2 separate regions of the Homo sapiens genome follow, and region 2 is linked to region 1. A link is an interaction called in ENCODE POLR2A ChIA-PET data of the cell type or tissue named here. Cell type or tissue: Panc1. All regions are shown on one strand. Links, peaks and the distances in the headings refer to the core of each region. The heading gives the core; the rest is flanking DNA. Region 1 holds the start of FCGBP (Fc gamma binding protein). Region 2 has its middle 7.0 kb from the start of CLC.

What was found. ChIA-PET counts read pairs that join two places held together with the same protein. Peaks named below come from ENCODE experiments on the same cell type or tissue, not always from the same donor. Only the 100,000 strongest peaks of a DNase experiment are listed, where the experiment ranks them.
Region 2: POLR2A ChIA-PET joins it to region 1 with 14 read pairs; 3 of 35 experiments call an interaction of 5 or more read pairs at or near these places.

Annotation. Positions count from the first base shown.
Region 1 is chr19:39,933,780-39,936,694 of GRCh38, reverse strand. FCGBP (Fc gamma binding protein) reads left to right here and starts at 2,061. Exons shown (of 36, transcript NM_003890.3): 1 at 2,061-2,131. The coding sequence starts at 2,077. In Panc1, for the core only: no CTCF peak of the experiment used is centred there; no DNase peak of the experiment used is centred there; H3K27me3 peaks cover 880 bases.
Region 2 is chr19:39,743,613-39,746,527 of GRCh38, reverse strand. No RefSeq gene overlaps it. Among named protein-coding and RNA genes, the nearest start is that of CLC, 7.0 kb to the right of the region's middle. In Panc1, for the core only: no CTCF peak of the experiment used is centred there; no DNase peak of the experiment used is centred there; H3K27me3 peaks cover 2,500 bases.

The sequences.
Region 1 (2,915 bases), core at 163-2,662:
GCCTCAGCCTCCCAAAATGCTGGAATTATAAGCTGAGCCACTGCGCCTGGCCTCAGACAGAGAATTTTCACATCTTGGTTTGCAATTGCTGTTTCCTCCTAGGAATCCCGACGTCTCCTCCTCCGAGTCCTTCTCTGTCTCAGGGACCCAGCAGCCCCTTCCACCAACTTTTAGACCCCTCAGGGACCCAGGCATCCTTTTCCCAAAGCTTCCACTTCCTGTGGGTCCCCTGCCCCTGCTTGTTTCTTGTTATCTCTGGCTTTTAGCCAGTCTCCTATTTACTCACCTCATTCTCCTGGTTGACTTTATGTCCCAGTCAACTCTTAGCCTTTATCTTTCCCTCCAGGAACGTTTCTTGGGTGGGCGTGGGGATTGGTTGGAGCTCCAGGGAGAGAGAAGCCCCCCACCCGCTCTGGCCTCCCAGAGGCCCAGGCTGCTGTGATAAGAGAGGAGGAGCCCCAGGGGCAGCAGCTGCTAGGGTGTTGGTCCAAGAGAGCACCCAGGCTTTGCAGCTGCTGGTCCCAGGGGAGACTCCCCCAGCAAACAATGAGATCCTGAGTCAGGGAGAAGGCAGGCAGGGCATGGGTCAGGCCAGCCCCTCAGAGGAGCTGACTCCAGCTGAGAAAGCCCAACTTTCAGCTCATTCTTCTGCTCCTTGTGTGCAACCTAGACCTCCACCTCCCATCTCAGGCAAATTCTGGGGTGATGGAGAGGCACAGAGTCCCCTAAACCTGTTCAGCTAGCCCCTGCTAAGAGCAAACCCTCCCTACACACAAAAAAACTCCAAAACCAACAGGTCCTGGCTCTTCCTCAGTCCTCACAGGCTGGGGAGTCCCTGGCCACCTATATCCTGTTTCCAGCACCACTGAGGAGCAGGTGTCTGGGATCAGAAGTAGAATCTGGGTGTCTGTGTGGAACCAGGAAACAGAGGCCATTGTCCCTTCTTCACACACCGCCTCAGTCCCAGTGCCCACCTGCAGCCTGGCCTGCGCCCACACCAGAGGAGGCTGCCCCCCAGCTCTACAGTCCTTGAGAATTTTTTTACATCTCTGGGACGTAAAGATGCCCAGAGAGGCTGGTTTTGGTGTTCCCATTTTGCAGATGAGAAACCGCAGACGCCCCACTGGGCTGCGGTGGAGGTCTTGTGTCCCACTCCATAGCCTCAGACTCCTGCCCATCCCAGACACCTGCCCCTAGTGGTGTCTGGAAGCAGGATGTGGGTGGCTAGGGACTCCCCAGCCTGTGGGGACTGAGAAGGAACCAGGACCCGGATATGGGTCCCTCACTGTTGTTCCTGGCAGGAGCCAAAGGAAGGAACCTAGCCACTAAGCCAGCAAATATGACCACATGCCACCTCCCACCCTCACTGCCCACACCCCCACCCTACCCCACCTCCACCCAGGGACCCAGGTGCTCATCTGCCTGCTCCCCAGCTGTCTCCCTCAGGGACCCCACCCTTCCAGGACCAAACTCTCCAGAAGGCTTCCAGGGAATGGCCACCAGCTGTCCTCACTCCCTTCTTGGAACCCAGGCATCCAGAATCACTGTCCCTCCTTCCCAGGCCTTCACAGTTTCCCATTTCATCTGGCCATGAGGATGGCAGCCTCCTCCAGGAAGTTGGCATCATCTGCCTGGCACGTGGCCCAGGGTGTGGCCCAGAAACTCCACTATATAGCCCTGCCACAGGGCTGGCCCTGCAGCTCCAGGGACCTGCAGGTGAGAAGGGCTGGGGTCCCCTTTGGAAGTGGGACAGCAGGTCCCCTACTCTTGCCCCTGACTGTAGGCCTCCTCATCCTACCCCTAGACCCACAAGACAGCCAACTCTCCACCCCGTCCCTGGCTTCTGCCCTCCCCAACCCACCTCCAGACCCGCTGGACAGCCAGCCTCCCCTATACACACACACTGGTCCTTGGATCCATACCCCCTGGCCCAATCTGCCCGACTTCTTTCCCCACCTCAGCCTTCATGGTCCCAGGTGGCCCTTGTCATGAGAGTGGGCCCTTCTGCCCAGGACAGTCTCCAGCAGAGGCGGTGGATCAGCCTTCTATGATCCTTTCTCTTTTCCTACTGCAGCCATGGGTGCCCTATGGAGCTGGTGGATACTCTGGGCTGGAGCAACCCTCCTGTGGGGTAAGTCAGACCAAGACCCTCTCCATGTCCTTGTTCCAATCTGGGGAACTCTGCGTGGGTCCACGCCTTCCATGTGTGCCTCCTCCACATGTCACCCCAGGCTAGCTGAGACAGGAGAGAGGCCCTTAGGCTCTGCAGGGGGATGTGGTAGAATTCACCAATTCTCACCCTTTTCTGGATGGGAGCACAGGCAAAAACCTTAGTCCCCAAACTCAAGTGTGCAAGAACTTTCTTGGTTTTCTGCAACTCAACTAAGGTTTTGACTCTGAGCCTCATTCTGCTAAGTTGATGGAAAATTTCACGAAAGTCATTCTTGGAGGGTGTTGTCCCCACTTCTCCCAGGGATGTGTCCAGAACTAAAATTTTGGATAAAGCCAAAGTACTGGGGGGAGGATGGGATATGAGGACCCTCTCGTCACCAGTCAGCATCCATCTAGGTTACTTTTGAAATGTCCATTGTTCCTGATCCCCTGGCCCCCTGGGATATCCTTCAAAGCCCCCTTTATATGGAAGGTGGTCATTCCATAGCCCCCACACTCTCTTCAAGATTCCTTAGACCTCTCTCTCCTCAGCCCCAGGGACGCTCTTCCTAGTTGGGGGTGGTCAGAAGCCCCCACTGCCATCTATTTCTAGGAGACAATTCATTCACCCTTCCATAATCCCCTTCTTCTCTTTATCCCCTTTTCACAAACCCCCAAGTCCCATTATTATTATTATTATTATTATTATTATTATTATTATTTGAGATGGAGTTTCACTCTTGTTGCCTAGACTGGAGTGCAAT
Region 2 (2,915 bases), core at 141-2,640, 190 kb after region 1:
TTACATCTTCACCTGTGTCTTAGGTTTACTTATGCACACATTGATTGCATTATGTTCCCTGGAGTGTAGAACAATAGAAGGGTCCTTATGGCAGCCATCAGGAAAGAAATACTGGCTCCCAGAAAATACATCAGTGGCATTTCTTTTTCAATGGGTCCTGACAAACAAACATCTCTCTCTGAAAACAACCATTAGATGTATTTAATCCTGATTTTTTGGCATCATAGAAGTGGATCTGGTAGAATTGGTCAGAATATTGATATGTTTTAAAAAAAAGTGCAAACTGTATTTCCTGGTGGATTGGATGTGGGATGTGATAAAAGGGGAAGAATTGAGAGTAACTACCAGGATTTGGCCCAAGGCACTGCACTGTTGAAGAAGCCATCAACTGAGATTGGCAAAGCTGTGGATGGAGCACGTTTAAGGGGGAAGGATATCAGAAGCTCAGCTTTGGGAATCTTGAACTTGAGATGCTTTTTTATGTCCAAGTGCAGAGAGTTGAATATATGGGTTTAGAGTTTAGTAGAGAGGTTTGGATTGGGGATACAAATTGGAGGGTTGTAACAAATAGATAACATTTCAAATTTGAGAGATTGCCATCACCAAGGGCGTAAGTACAGCTAAAAAAAGGAAGAGAAACAGCATTGGGTCGATCCAAGATAAAGAAGTCAGGAGAAAAAGAGGAAGCAGTAAGGGACACTGAGATGGAGCAAACAGTGAGATGAGAAGAAACCAAGATAGTTCAGTGTCCTGGTAGCTAAGTGAAGAAAGTTTATCAAGGAGGAAGGAATAATCACCTGGCAGGTTAAGTAAGATGAGGCCTGACCGCTGACCACTGTGTTTAGCAATATGCAGGCCATTAATGCCTTTAACAGAATCATTTCTATGAGGTGGAAGGATAGAAGGCCATTCAGACTGAGTTTGAGGGGAGATGAATAAAGATATTAGAAGAAAGTAAGACTATGTTGTTCTTTTTTCCTTTTGAGTAATCAATATATATATGTTTTCATCTATTATTATATGAAAGCTTGTATAGTTATACTTTATTTTATCCTTTGAACCCTCCATAAAGAGGGTTAAATTTTTTTTTTTAATTTTAGATTTGGGGACACATGTGCGTGTTTTTTTCCTGAGTGTATTGCATAATGGTAAGGCTTGGGCTTCTGGTGTACCCATCACTCAAATACTGAACATTGTGTTCAATAGGTAATCTTTCAACCCTCACTTCCTCCTCTCTCTGCCCCATTTTCAAGCCCCCAGGGTCTGTTATTTCTATTTTTATGTCCATATGAACCCATCGTTTACCTCCCACTTGTAAGTGAGAACATGCAGTATTTGATTTTCTGCTTCTGAGTTAGTTCACATAGGATAATAGTCTCCAGCTCCAACCATGTCACTGCAAAGGACAGAATTTCATTCTTTTTATGGCTACTTAGTATTCCCTGGTGTATATGTAGCACATTTTCTTTATTCAATCAACTGTTGATGGACACTTACTTTGATTCTGTGACTTTCCTATTGTGAATAGTGCTGCAATAAACATAAGAGTTAAGGTGTCTTTTCATATAATTATTTCTTTTTTGGGATGTATATACCCAGTATTGGGATTACTGGGTGGAATGGTAGGTCTTTTTTTAATTCGTAGAGATATTGCCATACTGTTTTCCATAGAGGTAGAACCAGTTACGTTCCCACCAACAGTGTATTAGCATTCCCTTTTCTTTGCATCCATGCCAACATCTGTTGTTTTTTGATATTTTATTAGTAGTAATGCTTAAGGAATAGGCACTTCTTTCAAGGAGATTTGCGGCAAGAGGAAGCGAAGAAATGGAGTCACAGCTAACAGAAGAATAAGACGAAAAGATGGACTTACCTTTATTGCCATATTTACAGTTTTAATTGATGGTGAGTTTGCAGTTTTGTCAAAGCAACTACACAAATGGAAGGGCTTTTTTGGTTCACTATTTAAAGAAAATTCTTTTACAGTATTTTCAGAAGCTTTCTTAATATTGTTGGCCTCAGTAGGTCCTGGCAGTCAAACTACTCCCTTTAAAAAAAACCATTAGATGCATTTGATCCTGTTTGGTTGGCACTGTGGAAGTAGAGCTGGTAGAATTGGTCAGAATATTAATAAGTTTTAAAGGAAGAGCAAACTGTATATCTTGGATTGAAGATTTAATGTGATTGGAAGAGAAGAAGAAAAAATGACTACCAAGATTCTCTTGTTATAGTTTTATTAACTGTCCGTCCATTTTTATTTTGTTATTTGAAATTATTAATGGATTTTTTCCCAGAAAAGGAAGATTTTATAGGGTCAACCCAGCTTATAGCATTTTGCTATTGCAATAATAAATGTGTATGTATATTTTCAGTGGCCGATAGAACAATGGATTTGAACTATAGCTTGGACTTACCAGATATTTGAACATTCTACCCAACAGCTGCAGAATATACATTCTATTTGTCAGCAGATGAAACATTCTCCAAGATAGACCATATGATAGGCCACAAAACAAGTCTCAATAAATTTAAGAAAATTGAAATTCTATCAAGTACTCTTTCAGAACACAGTGGAATAAAATTGAAAATCAACTCCAAAAGGAGCCCTCAAAACCATGCAAATACATGGAAATTAAATACCCTGCTCCTGAATGACTGTTGGGACAAGAATGAAATCAAGATGGAAATTAAAAAATTCTTTGAATGGAATGATAATAGTGACACAACATATCAAAAACATATAGAAACCTCTGGGATACAGCAAAGGCAGTGCTAAGAGGAAAGTTCATAGCCTTAAATGTCTGCATCAAAGAGTCTGAAGGAGCACAAATAGACAATCTAAGGTCACATCTCAAGGAACTAGAGAAACAAGAACAAACCAAAGCCAAACCCAGCAGAAGAAAAGAAATAACCAA